Regions from separate parts of the Homo sapiens genome. Here region 1 is linked to region 2. The links are chromatin contacts, found by POLR2A ChIA-PET in ENCODE. All regions are on one chromosome and are shown on one strand. The core of a region is the stretch at or near the end of the contact, and the rest is flanking DNA. Distances in the headings are between cores, read along the strand shown. Region 1 has its middle 15 kb from the start of KAT5. Region 2 has its middle 5.2 kb from the start of ENEMAL.

Region 1 (6,812 bases), core at 3,610-6,109, 220 kb before region 2:
AAACTACAAAACACTGATGAAAGAAATTGAAGAGGACACAAACGAATGGGAAGACATCCCATACACATGAAATCAGAGAATTAATAGTGTTAAAATCAAGAGAGGAGACCAGCAGGTCTTGTTTGGAAAGAATCAGCAGATGGTGACAAAAGCAATCCCTAGCTGCCCTCATTGTTCCTTAGCATAAGACACTCCCACCAGTGTAATGACAGTTTACAAATGCCATGGCAAAGACCCAGAAGTTACCACATCTTTCCACACCAATGACCCAGAAGTCACCACCCCTTTCCTAAAAGGTTCTAAATAACCCCTCCATCAATTTGCATTAACTCACCCTTCTATTTGCATATAATTAAAAATGAGTATAAGCGAATATAAATACCGTTGCCAAGAGCCCATAGGTTGCCTGCTGCAGGTGCACTGCCTGAGTTATCCCTGCTCCACAAAGAGCAGTACCATTCAATTAAAAAACTGCTCTCTAATACCACTGTCTTGCTCTTGAATTCCTTCCTGTGTGAAGCCAAGAACCCTCCCAGGCTAAGCCCCAATTTTGGGGCTCACCTGTTCTGCATCACCTGGTGACCATGAAGACCACAAAGACAACAGAGATGGCAGCGACTGGCAATTAGCAGACAGGCAGCAAGACACTAGAAAGGAGAAAATTGGCAATTGTTGGTCAGCAATTGGCGGGATGGTGAGACAGGACAGAAAGATAGCAATAGATAGCAATTAGAGAGAAGTGGTGAGAGCAACTGGCAAGACAGTGAGACAACAGAGAGATGGCAGGAGGTGGCAGTTGGAGAGAGGTGGCGAGAGATGTCAAGACGGTGATCAGCAAGAGACAGCAGGTGATCAGTGCTACAAGCAATCAAAGCTGCAGAGCTTCTAACACTGCAGAGGTGTAGCACTAGCCCAAAGGTTCATTTTTAAGAGCCACTGTCTTGGCCGAGCGCAGTGGCTCACTCCTGTAATCCCGGCACTTTGGGAGGCCAAGGCCAGTGGATCACCTGAGGTCAGGAGTTTGAGACCAGCCTGGCCAACATAGTGAAACCCCATCTCTACTAAAAATACAAAAATTATCCTGACATGATGGTGCACAACTATAATCCCAGCTACTCAGGAGGCTGAGGCAGGAGAATCACTTCAACCCACGAGGTGGAGGTTGCAGTGAGCCGAGATTGCACCGCTGCACTCTAGCCTGGGCAACAGAATGAGACTCTGTCTCAAAAAAAAAAAGAGCCACTGTCTTTCCTGGCAACCCGTGGAGCCAAGCAGATGGACGAGCAGCCATAGCAGCACTGCCTTCTGTGGGACCCAATATTCCAGCTGGCATGTTGCTAGTATACCTGCTGATCCCCCTTTGGCAGCCAAGCTCGCCCAAGCTGGGGAAATCTGGGGAGGAGACCTTCACTGGGCCCCATGTTAGAGACTGGCCAGCACCATTTTGGCTCTTGCGGACAGGTGACTGTCCCCTTTGCCTCCTCTCCTCCATATCAGGTGATCCAGGAAATAAGGCTGTTGGCTAAATAGTCAATTCAAAGTCCCTCAAAGCGTGCCTGACCAATTGCATCCTTGTTGCCCCTTCTCTTGGTCCCTTCTCCTCTCATGCCATTTAATTTTTCTGTTGGCCATTTTATTTCATTTTATTTTCCACTCTGAAATATATATTTCTTTTGTAGTGTTTGCTTTGAATCCCCACTAACTATATTTGGGCAATTGTTTAAAGCAGGACACTCGCTTGTGGGAGGTCTCTGTTGTATTGACCCTGCAAAAAGTTGTTCTATGCCCCTGACTTGGTCTTTGGGATTCACTGTTGGCCACCCCCCAGATGGTCCAGGGTTTTTGACATTTGGTGTGAGGACTCTCATTGGCCAGTGAGGTGGTGGGGGCTGGGACATGGGCTCTTCCTGGGGACACCCCAACTCCTCTGCTCCTTTCTACAACCTCTGCTGTTCCTCTCTTCCCCTTTCCTCATCCTTTCATAATCACCTTGGTGGGCAGTGGTAAGGTGACTGGCTCAATATCTGAGCATTTATTCTTCCAAATCTTTTTGGGTTTGGGGGAGTTTTTGTTTTGTTCTGTTTTTTAGACAGCATCTCACTCTGTCTCCCAGGCTGGAGTGCAGTGGTGTGATCATGGCTCACTGCAGCCTCAACCTTCAGGGCTCAGGTGATCCTCCCCGCTCAGCCTCCTAAGTATCTGGGACCAAAGGTACATGTCACCACACCTGGCTAATCTTTGTATTTTTTATAGAGACAGAGTTTGGCCATGCTGCCTAGGTGGGTCTGGAACTCCTGGCCTCGAGCCATCCACCCGCCTCGGCCTCCCAAAGTGCCGAGATTACAGGCATGAGCCACTGTGCCGGCCCATATCTATTGTTTATGACACTGAAACCGGCATCGTGAGTTCTTTTGTTCTACTGTGTCCTGAGTCAGGGACTGGAGTGGGAGGGTCACAGGACAACAGGAAATCTGTGTGTGTGTGTGTGTGTGTCTGTGTGTGTGTGTGTGTGTGTCTGTGTGTTTGTGCGTCTGTGTGTGTCTGTGTGTGTGTGTGTGTGAGCTGTGATGTAATCTCACACTGTGTTCTCCTGTTTGGGTGTCTGTTAGAATCGGGTTGAGGGGAGTGAGGGAGGGTGGAAGTCGGGCGGGGAACAGCGCTGATGCTTGATTTTGGACCCTGGCAGGGGTGGAGAGAGATTTGGGAGGTAAAAGAGGCCTGAGATAGGGGGAGAGTCTGAGAGTGGGGAGGAATATGTCTTGAGAATAGGTAAGCCATGGCCGGGCGCGGTGGTTCACGCCTGTAATCCCAGCACTTTGGGTGGCCGAGGCGGGCGGATCACGAGGTCAGGAGATCGAGACCATCCTGGCTAACACAGCGAAACTCCGTCTCTACTAAAAACACAAAAATAGCCGTGCGCGGCGGCGGGCGCCTGTAGTCTCAGCTACTCGAGAGGCTGAGGCAAGAGAATGGTGTGAACCCGGGAGGCGGAGCTTGCAGTGAGCCGAGATCGCGCCACTGCAGTCCGGCCTGGGCGAAAGAGCGAGACTCTGTCTCAAAAAAAAAAAAAAAAAAAAAAAAGAGAGAGGCAGAGAGAATAGATAAGCCAGATTTCAGGCTGGAGAAGGCAGAATGTGAGTTTGGTCAGAAATGCCCACGGGCGCTGGCTAAAGGAGGCAGCAGACAGGGAGGGAGCTCTGGAGTTTGGGAGGAGGTGGGGAGGCCTGTCTCGCTGTCTGCTTATTTAGTGTTTGGTGATGGGGAAGCAGGATTTTTTTTTTTTCCTTTTCACTGGAATTTGGCCAGATTAAGCTCTAGGACTGCCCTGGACATATGGCCTCTCCAAACCCTGGACCAGCCAAGGCTTCTTATGTGGGGTCACCCCAGCCAGCCCCATGGCCCTATTCTTCATGTGGCTACCTTATCTGGGACCACATTTCCAATGGGTCTCCGATCTAGAAAGCTGGAATGATCCAGAGAGGCTCTAGATCAAGGGGGTGGGGCCTGTCTCTGCCAACATGGGACTTACTTTCTGTCTCTTTAAAATGTCAACTCCACCAGGCCTTATGACTTCTTCTTGTCCACTCCTCTATCCTGGGCACATTGTGGACACACAGTAAATATCTGCTGAGTGAACGAGCCAGGATCTGAAGGGATTCCCTAGGGTGAGAAGGAGCCACGTGTCTTCTCTACAGCCCCAAAGGGCAGAAGGCTGACCATCCCATGGAAGCTAAAGGGGGATGGATTCCACCCTACAACAGAAAGGGCCTTGATCAGCCAGAGCTGCTGACAGCATCGAGTCACCTGAGCTGACCATGCTGGGGCCAGGGGTGGACCCGGAATGACACTGTGGAAAATGGCTTACTTCAAGCAGACCTGAAGGGCCCCTGAGGGTCCTTGCAGCCACTGTGTCCAGAACTAGGCTTCTGGGTCCCATTGTAGTAGGTAATGGCAATTGAGATGGCAGCTCTCAGCCAAGAGCAGTGGCTCACACCTGTAATCCCAACACTTTGGGAGGCCAAGGCGGGAGGATCGCTTGAGCCCAGGAGTTCAGGACCCGCCTGGGCAACATGGTAAAAACCCCCATCTCTACAAAAAATACAAAAATTAGCCAGGGATAGTGGTGTGGGCCTGTAGTCCCAGCTACCTGGCAGGCTGAGGTGGGAGGATCGCTTGAGCCTAGGATTTCAGGATCAGCCTGGGCAACATAGCCATCCCCCGTCTCCTTTTTTTTTTTTTTTTTTTTTTTTAATGTGAAAGAGAGAGAGAGAGATGGCAGTCAGACGGATCTAGGTTTAAATCCTGGGTCCTCCATTAATCTGCATGATTTGGGCATGCTACTCAATGTCTCTAAACCTGTTACCTCATCTACAATGTGAAGGTACTAATGGTATCACCTCAAAGGCTGGCTGTAAGCATTAGATTCAAATAATAACCTTTTTTTTTCCCCTTGAGTCCGGGTCTTGCTCTGTAACCCAAGCTGGAGTGCAGTGGCTTGCTGCAAACTCAAACTCCTGGGCTCAAGCGATCCTCCCACCTCAGCCTCCCGAGTAGGTGGGACCACAGATGTGCACCACCACGCCCTGCTCATTTCTGGGTTTCTTTGTTTTTGTATAAACAGGGTCTCAGTTTGTTGCCCCAGCTGGTCTCAAACTCCTGACCTGAAGCAATCCTACCGCTGCGACCTCCAAAGTGCTGGGATTATAGGCATCACCCACTGCACTCAGCCTCAAACAATAGCCTATTATTTAGAGCAACATCTATTTTAGATCAACATCTGGCACACAGCCTAGACTCAATAAACATTGGCTATTGTTACTGTGCTGGAGATGGGCCAGAGGGGGCTGGTTCCTAGGGCCCAGTGAACCAGGACGGACCACATGTAAAGTAAACAAACTGGTTGGCAGACAGAAAGGTGTGTGAGTGCTTCTTTAGATACCCAAAGTGCACTTTTCTAGTATGATATAATTTTTTTTAAGAGACAGGGTCTTGCTATGTTGCTCAGGCTGGAGTACTGCGGCTGCTCACAGGCACGATCCCACTACTGATCAGCTCAGGAGTTTGGACCCACTCCTTTCCGACTTGGACAGGTTCACCCCTCTTAGGCAACGTGGTGGTCCTGCTCCCAGAAGGTCACCCTATTGAAGCTGAACTTGGTGCAGACACCCAATGGGCATAGTGCACTGTAGCCTAGAACTCCAGGGCTGAAGCGAGCCTCCCGCCTCAGGCTTCCCAGTAGCTAGAACTGTAGACGTTTGCCACCATGGGGGTGTGCCCGGCAATTTCATACAATTTGGATTCATATACTTCCAAATAATCATGGGGAGTGGAGAGCAATATCCAGAGATGCAAAAGGTGGTATTTTTAAAAGAGCTGCAGAAACAGATATTAAATCCATAACTGGTACCGATGTTTCTCATTTGTGTTAAATACAAAATGACAGATATCTTGATTCCAAGTCGCTTATGCACACAGAAAGGCTTCAGGCCTAGTTTCTTCCCTCTTAGAACAAACATCTCCAACAAAAAAAGCTATCTGGGGCTGGGCACAGTGGCTCATGCCTGTAATCCCAGCACTTTGGGAGGCTGAGGCGGGCAGATCACTTGAGGTTAGGAGGTCCAGACCAGCCTGGCCAACATGGTGAAACCCCATCTCTACTAAAAATACAAAAATGAGCCAGGCTTGGTGGCAGGCGCCTGTAACCCCAGCTACTAGGGTGGCTGAGGCAAGAGAATCGCATGAACCCAGGAGGCGGAGGTGTCAGTGAGCCAAGATCACACCACTGCACTCCAGCCTGGGCAACAGAGCAAGACTCTGTCTCAAAAAAAAAAAAAAAAAAAAAAAAAGAAGCTCTCTAGATTGTGCTACTGACAATATTTACATTGTTTTATTAACCTAAACTCTGTGTTAAACTGGATCATTTGTGGAAATAGTAAGTACATCAATAATGACAATAAACTTTCAGGGTTTTTTATTATTTTATTTTTTGAGACGGTCTAATTCTGTCACCTAGGCTGGGGTGCAGTGGCACAATCACAGCTCTCTGGAGCCCCAACTTCCCAGGCTCAAGTGATTCTCCCACCTCAGCCTCCTGAGTAGCTGGGATTACAGCTGCGTGCCACCAAGCCTGCCTCAGTCTCCCAAAAAAGTGCTGTGATTTTAACCAAGTATTCCCATTTTTCTTAGAAAAAGAGAATAAGTTACTATTATTTTTTTCTTTTCTCTTCTTTTCTCTTTTCTCCATTTCTCCTATTCGCCACTTCCTAATTAACCAATGCAATTATAACCTTTCAGCTCCCCTTCACCAGACACTCCCCACAGGACAAGTTCATCTAACCATGTGCTTAGAGGCTCCAGGGCAGAACGCTCTCCCACCAAGCGACTGTCTCAGAGATAACAGTCCATTTGCAACCCAAAGTATGCCCACTATGAAACTCTCTCCCACTAGGAGGTTGCCTCCAGAGACAACAGTCCATCTACGACCTCAAGTATGCCCACTACAAGACTGTCTCCCACCTGGAAAGTCTTTGGCCACTTTTACAACCCATGAAGATGCCAGCAGTTACCAACGTGACTGCCCAGTAGATAAGGCACCAAAGGGAGTCAGCAGATCCCGCACCTGCTTGCTTCCTCTCCCACATTAAAAGAGCCCGCTTTCTGCTCCAAAGCCAAAGTACTGCCCTTAAGGCAGGAAGCCTGTACTTCTTCCCCTAAGTTAGCTTTGGAATAAAAAGTCTCTTTCTTTATACCAGACCTTACTCTCATTAACTGGACTCTGCAAGCAGCAAGCAACTGAACCTGCATTTCAGTTA
Region 2 (7,860 bases), core at 2,696-5,195:
TGCCACCACGCCCAGCTAATTTTTGTATTTTTAGTAGAGATGGGATTTCACCATGTTGGCCAGGATCTCGATCTCCTGACCTCGTGATCCACCTGCCTTGGCCTCCCAAAGTGCTGGGATTACAGGCATGAGCCACCGCGCCCTGCGGATACTCCTCCATTAAGAAAAACATATTGGCCGGGCGCGTTGGCTCACGCCTGTAATCCCAGCACTTTGGGAGGCTGTGGCGGGTGGATCACGAGCTCAGGAGATCGAGACCATCCTGGCTAACATGGTGAAACCCGTCTCTACTAAAAATACAAAAAAAATAGCCGGGCGTGGGCCGGGCGCGGTGGCTCATGTCTGTAATCCCAGCACTTTGGGAGGCCGAGGCGGATGGATCACAAGGTAAGGAGATCGAGACCATCCTGGCTAACAGTGAAAGCCCGTCTCTACTAAAAATACAAAAAAATTAGCTGGGCATGGTGGCTGGCGCCTGTAGTCCCAGCTATTCGGGAGGCTGAGGCAGGAGAATGGTGTGAACCCGGGAGGCGGAGCTTGCAGTGAGCTGAGATCACGCCACTGCACTCCAGCCTGGGCAACAGAGCGAGACTCCATCTCAAAAAAAAAAAAAAAATTTGAAAAGGCAAAATGAAGACCAGTCCGAAAAGGTGGCCATAGGATGACCTTTGGGATTCTCTAGGCATGGCACCTCTCTGACTTATTCACCATTGATGAGGCTGGGCTCTGATGAGTAGATTGATAAGATATAGCTAGCTTCTGTCAGGTAGAAAAGATGACCCAAGATAATGGGCTTATTACCCTGCAGCGCAGCAGGTACTTTTGGATGTAACTCAGCAATCTTATTCCAGCATTGCTTTTTCAGTGCCTCTGAGTATTTCAGTCTCTCCAGTTCCCTTTGAACTAGTGTTTCCACCATTATAGTTTCTTAACACCTGAAGTAACCTTTGGTACATACATTAAAGACAGTCATGTTTATAACTTTGGAAATTATATCCTGTGACACATTTGGAGACTGTCTCACCAAGATGTCCAATTGGTTTTGGCTGCCAGAGCCAATTACACTTTGTTGCACGTGACATTTGCCTCATAGGTTCACCTGCCTCAGGCTTCCTGGCTCCATCCTGTGACTTATTATTTTTTTAATAATACCCAAGTACAGCTGGGTGTGGTTGCTCACACCTGCAATCCTAGCACTTTGGGAGGCTGAGGGGGGGTGGATCACCTGAGGTCAGGAGTTCAAGACCAGCCCGGCCAACACAGTGAAACCCTGTCTCCACTAAAAATACAAAAATTAGCCAGGTGTGGTGGTGGGCGCCTGTAATTCCAGCTACTTGGGAGGCTGAGGAAGGAGAATCGCTTGAACCCAGGAGGCAGAGATCTTGCAGTGAGCCGAGATCACACCACTGCACTCTCGCCTGAGTGACAGAGGCAGACTCCGTCTCAAAAACAAACAAACAAATAATACCCAAGTACATGGGTATTTTCTTTTAAAATTCAAACAGTAAAGTTAAAGTTGGTTGGACAATCACCTCCCATCCTAGGCCTGTTGTAAAGTTGACTACTGGCCAGTCACGGTGGCTCACACCTGTAATCCCAGCACTTTGGGAGGCCGAGGTGGGCAGATCACTTGAGGTCAGGAGTTTGAGACTAGCCTGGCCAACATGGCAAAACCCTGTCTCTACTAAAAATACAATAATTAGCCAGGTGTGGTGGCATGCACCTGTGGTCCCAGCTAATGGGGAGGCTGAGGTGGGAGGATTGCTTGAGCTCGGGAGGCAGAGGTTGCACTGAGCAGAGATGCCCCATTCCACTCCACCCCAGGTGACAGAACCAGACCCTGTCTCACAAAAACAAAAAACAAAACAAAAAAAATGGTAGTATATGGGACCACTGTCACATATGTGGTCCATCATTGATGGACATGTCATTATTCAGTACATGACTATGTATGTATATATACACATACAAACATTTATAATGTGCTTGTGAATGTGTATATATATTCATATCACACACATGTAGATATATCCTAATATATGTATAAATAGTATATACATAATTGAAATACATCATTTTAATGGTTCAAGAACAGCCTAGGCAGCATAGGAAGACTCCATCTTGCCAAGACATTTAAAAAAAATTGGCCGGGCGCGGTGGCTCACACCTGTAATCCCAGCACTTTGGGAGGCCGAGGCAGGCAGATTGCCTGAGGTCAGAAGTTCAAGACCAGCCTGGCCAACATGGTGAAACCCCATCTCTACTAAAAATACAAAAATTAGCCAGGCGTGGTGGCAGGCGCCTGTAATCCCAGCTACTCGGGAAGCTGAGGCAGGAGAATCACTTGAACCTGGGAGACGGAGGTTGCAATGAGTGGAGATCACGCCATTGCACTCCAGCCTGGGCGACAGAGTGAGACTCCATCTCAAAAAATAAAAATAAAAATTAGCTGGGCATGGTGACGTGGGCCTGTAGTCCTAGCTACTCAGGAGCATGAGGCAGGAGGATCCCTTGAACACAGGAGTTTCAGGTTACAGTGAGCTACGATTATGCCACTACCCCACCCCCCCAGCCTGGGCAACAGAATGAAACTTTCTTTAAAAATTAAAAATTAAAAAACTAAAAAGGGAGAACTATTTTGGGACATGAGTCCTACCTACCTCACTCTTTTTATTGTTTTGGTGTTTATTTTCTTTAAAAAAGAAAAAAACAACAACAAAAACAGGGTCTCGCTGTCTCTCCCAGGCTGGAATGCAGTGACACCATCCTGGCTCACTGAAGCCTCAACCTCCTGAGCTCAAGCAATCCTTCTGCCTCAGCCTCCCAAGTAACTGAGACCACAGGCACGAACCACCATGCCTGGCTAATTTTTAAATATTTTGTGTAGAGATGGGGTCTTGCTATGTGACTCAGGGGGACCTCACTCTTTTTGTTTTTTGGTTTTTTGGTTTTTGTTTTTTGAAACAGTCTTGCTTTGTCACCATGCTGGAGTGCAGTGATGCAATCTCGGCTCACTGCAACCTCCGCCTCCTGGGTTCAAGCAATTCCCCTGCCTCAGCCTCCTAAGTAGCTGGGACTACAGGTGTGCACCACCACACCCGGCTAATTTTTTGTATTTTAGAAGAGATGGGATTTCACCATGTTGGCCAGGATGGTCTCGAACTGCTGACCTTGTGATCCACCCGCCTCGGCCTCCCCAAGTGCTGGGATTACAGGTGTGAGCCACTGTGCCCAGCCACTTTGTAACTGCTAACATGGCAACACAAACTATAAAATACCTATGAATAAATTAAAGGAATGTGCAAGACTTTGTGTAGAAATTTATAATTTTTTTTTTTTTTGAGACAGAGTTTCGCTCTTGTTGCCTAAGCTGGAGTGCAATGGCATGATCTCAACTCACTCCAACCTCCGCCTCCCAGATTCAGGCGATTCTCCTGCTTCAGCCTCCCGAGTAGCTGGGATTACAGGCGCCTGCTACCATGCCCGGCTAATTTTTTGTATTTTTAGTAGAGATGGAGTTTCACTATGTTGGCCAGGTTGGTCTCAAACTCCTGACCTCAGGTGATCCGCCTGCCTCGGCCTCCCAAAGTGCTGGGATTACAGGCGTGAGCCACCGTGCCCAGCCAATTTGTTGTTTTTAAATAACCTTGTTTACAACTTTGTAATATTGATAAATTTTATAAACAATGAGATGTATGAGGCAAAAAGTGAAAGCACACACACACACACACACACACACACACACACACACACACGGACTCTGCCTGAAGCAACAGCACTGTGTATTTTTCCAGAGCTTTTCTCTATCTTTATCTTTATGAGCATATTTCTGGAACTTGCGTTTGGGGGTTGAAGTGCTTCCTCACAGGGAGTTAAGCACACCTATAAATAGCTGTGACGCATCACGGACTGTGAAAAACACTGCAGCTGAGTCACCCGGTGTGTCGGGAACCTGCGTCAGGGAGAGTCATGAGCATGGGGTGGCTTCAGAGATGGAGTGGGGCCTTAATTAGGCCCGGAAGGATGAGCTGGTGGATAAGTTGGACAGGACATTCCAGGCAGGCACTTGGTCTAGAGGTGGGCTGATCATTTCTAAATGGCAGAACCCTGACAAACGTGAGACTGAGAGTCCACAGAGGGGCACGTGGGGCTGAGCTGAGAGGCCCCCAGGGCCAGCATCCTGGCCCATGCCTTATGGAAGGCCAGACTAGAAGCCCTGGGCCAGCCCCAGGAAATAGGAAGTTTCCAGGCCGTGGACCTCCTGTGCCCCTCAGGGTGGGGGCCATGGAAGAGCTCCTCTTTGTTGCAGGGAGGGGAAGTCTGTACCCCAAAAAGGTCTTCCCATAATCCTGGAGCTGGGAGTGTGCTCGATGCACCAATGGCAAATGGTGTGCAGCAAACGCGCTCCGTTCCTGGCACTCTTACCACTGTCAAGAGAGGGACCCCAGAACTCAGGAGGCAGCCACCAGCAATCAGCAGGAGCTGGCAGGGGAGGCAGACGGGCCTCCGTCTCTCTCCCATTTCTTAAATTGGCAGATGAATGATCTGCAGGGAATGGTCTGTCCTGAGTCGCAAGTCCCAGACCTTGGGAGTCCTTCCAGGGGTGCACACTGCCCCCTAAGGAGCTGGTGCACGAGGTGCAAGCTGGGGCCCTGTGGGGAGGGCTCCAGAGTGAGGTAGGACCTTCATCCCTTCAGCCTCTCCAAATACAGACTGGCAACAGAGAGTTCCTGGCAATGGTAGGCAGAGGCCCTGAGACAGCCAGCCCTGGCTCCAGGTCCGGCAGTGAGGAGGTGAAAGCAGGTCTGGAATTAAGATTTCCTGCCCGTCAGTCAGGTCCGGTCTGCCATGGGGCTTTTTCTTTTCCCTTCAAGAACCCAAAGCCAGCCAGGTACGGTGGCTCATGCCTGTAATCCAGCACTTTGGGAGGCTGAGGTGGGTGGATCACTTGGGGTCAGGAATTTGAGACCAGCCTGGCCAACATGGTGAAACCCTGTCTCTACTAAAAATACAAAAATTAGCCAAGTATGGTGGCACACACTTGTAATCCCAACTTCTCGGGAGGCTGAGGCAGGAGAATCGCTTGAACTCAGGAGGCAGAGATTGCAGTGAGCTGAGATCGAGCCAGTGCAGTCCAGCCTGGGCAACAGAGTGAGACTCCGTCTTAAAAAAAAAAAAAACAAAAAGCAAAAAACACAAAAGAACCAAGTGATCTGCAGGAACTGAAGAGGGAGGGAAGGGCAATCAGATTCTCTGCCCAGCTCGGCCCTAACTCAAAGGTGAGGACAGGCATGACCTGGCCTTATTTCCCATGCTCTGTAACTGGAGGGCTTGTAGCCCACAGGCCGGTGTGTGGCTAACAGGGCCCTTCTTTTTTCCTGCAGTTTGCTCTGTCTCCTGTTGCGTGTGTGCCTCATGTTTGCATGGTGTCTCTGCTTTTAGTTCTTTTCTGTTCTCCTGTTGAGCCCTGCCGAACTCTTCCTGTGTTCCTGGATCCTTCTGGCCCTGTATCTTATTGCGAGACAGTCACCCCCGGGCAGGAGTGGCCTGAGTTGGGCATTTTCAATCAGAGGGACTCTCCACATCAGCCTGTGGTAGGGCCCAGGAACATGTGCTCTTCCACTGAGGCTGCTGCCTGGTCACAGGAGCTGGACCTCTGCAGCCTGTGGACATCTCTCGGGTGTCTGTGTCCTTGGCTCAGGAGGTGTCAAGCAAAATGTCAGCTTATTTGCCAGGCACAGTGGCTCACACCTTTAATCTCAGCACTTTGGGAAGCAGAGGTGGGAGGATCGATCGTTTGAGTCCAGGAGTTAAGAGACCAGCCTAGGCAACATAGGGAGACCCCATCTCTAAGAAATATATATATATATATATATACACATATTTTTGAGACGGAGTTTCACTCTTGTTGCTCAGGCTGGAGCGCAATGGTGCAATCTCGGCTCGCTGCAACCTCCGCCTCCCGGGTTCAAGCGATTCTCCTGCCTCAGCCTCCCGAGTAGCTGGGATTACAGGCGCGCACCACTGCACCACCACACCTGGCTAATTTTTTGTGTTTTTAGTAGAGACAGGGTTTCACCATGGCCAGGCTGGTCATGAACTTCTGACCTCAGGTGATTTGCCCACCTCGGCCTTCCAGAGTGCTGGGATTACAGGTGTGAGCCACTGCGCCCGGCCTCTAAAAAATATATATATATTTTTTTGAGACAGAGTCTCACTCTGTCGCCAGGCTGGAGTGCAGTGGTGTGATCTCGGCTCACTGCAACCTCAGACTCTCTGGTTCAAGCAATTCTTCTGCCTCAGCCTCCCAAGTAGCTGGGATTACAGGCACGTGCCACCACGTCCAGCTAATTTTTATATTTTTAGTAGAGATGGGGTTTCACCATGTTGGCCAGAATGGTCTCGATCTCCTGATCTCATGATCCACCCACCTCGGCCTCCGAAAGTGCTGGGATTACAGGCGTGAGCCACCACGCCCGGCCTCTAAAAAATATTTTTAAAAAATTTAGTCAGCCGGGTGCGGTGGCTCATGCCTGTAATCCTAGCACTTTGGGAGGCCGAGGAGGTTGGATTACCTGAGGTCAGGAGTTCAAGACCAGCCTGGCCAACATGGCAAAACCCCATCTCTACTAAAAATAACAAAAATTAGCTGGGCATGGTGGCAGGTGCCTGTAATTCCAGCGTCTCCGGAGGCTGAGGCAGGAGAATCGCTTGAACCCAGGAGGCAGAGGTTGCAGTGAGCCAAGATCACGCCATTGTGCTCCAGCCTGGGCAACAAGAGTGAAACTCTGTCTGGAAAAAAAAAATTTTTTTTTTAGTCAGACATCCTGGCACATGTCTGTAGTCCCAGCTACTCAGGAGGCTGAGGCAGGAGGGATTGCTTGAGCCTGGGAGGTAAAGGCTACAGTGAGCTGTGATAGCACCACTGCACTGCAGCCTGGGTGAGACCCCATCTCAAAACAAAACAAAACAAGACAAAACCAAACCAAAAACCAACCAAACAAAAAACCCCTCAAACTGTCAGCTCATAAAGGCATGGGGAGGAGATGAGGCTGCAAGATGAGTCTATGAAATCAGGGCTTCCTCAAGCTGGCCTCCCTCTAGGGACCAGGAGGCTTCCAGTGGTGGGAGAGCTGCAGAGGGCGCTGTGGACCACAGGTGGGTGTGATCAGGAGGCCCTGCCTGCAGGTGGACAGGCACTGCAGGAGAAACCGGTTCAGGTCAGCTGAGCTTGAGCTGTCATTCAATGTGAACGTGGAATGAAATTATCATATTCACTGGAAGTTCCAAAAATAATAGAGAGGCTGGTAACCTTTACCCAGTTTCCTCCAATGGGAACATCTTACATAACTATAGTATATTTTCAAAACCAGGAAATTTGTATTGGTACATCCCAGAAATCTTTAGATTTTTTTTTTTTTTTTTTTTTTTTACAACGGAGTCTCGCTCTGTTGCCCAGGCTGGAGTGCAATGGCACAATTTCGGCTCACTGCAACCTCTGCCTCTCGGGTTCAAGCGATTCTCCTGCCTCAGCCTCCCAAGTAGCTGAGATTACAGGTGCCTGCCACCATGTCCGGCTAATTTTTGTATTTTTAGTGGAGACAGGGTTTCACCATGTTGGCCAGGCTGGTCTTGAACTCCTGACCTCAAGGGATCTGCCCTCCTCGGCCTCCCAAAGTGCTGGGATTACAGGCGTGAGCCACCGTGTCTGGCCGAGGAATCTTATTTAGATTTAAATTTTACAAGTGCATGTGTACTTGTTCACCATGGCCAGGCTGGTCATGAACTTCTGACCTCAGGTGATCCGCCTGCCTTGGCCTTCCAGAGTGCTGGGATTACAAGTGTGAGCCACTGTGCCCG

The links. ChIA-PET counts read pairs that join two places held with the same protein, here RNA polymerase II (POLR2A).
Region 1: POLR2A ChIA-PET joins it to region 2 with 10 read pairs in T-cell. The contact joins two enhancer-like sites. POLR2A ChIA-PET finds 5 or more read pairs at or near these places in 3 of 52 experiments (AG04449, B cell and T-cell).

The regions. Positions count from the first base shown.
Region 1 is chr11:65,694,003-65,700,814 of GRCh38, reverse strand. It overlaps the pseudogene RN7SL309P. Among named protein-coding and RNA genes, the nearest start is that of KAT5, 15 kb to the left of the region's middle. Within about 2 kb of position 4,859, at least 4 of the 41 ENCODE cell types and tissues checked have a DNase peak (open chromatin) inside an H3K27ac peak, as active enhancers do.
Region 2 is chr11:65,468,321-65,476,180 of GRCh38, reverse strand. No RefSeq gene overlaps it. Among named protein-coding and RNA genes, the nearest start is that of ENEMAL, 5.2 kb to the left of the region's middle. RefSeq lists enhancers at 3,942-4,021, 4,342-4,887, a cis regulatory region at 3,673-4,232 and a silencer at 4,562-4,641. Within about 2 kb of position 3,945, at least 41 of the 41 ENCODE cell types and tissues checked have a DNase peak (open chromatin) inside an H3K27ac peak, as active enhancers do.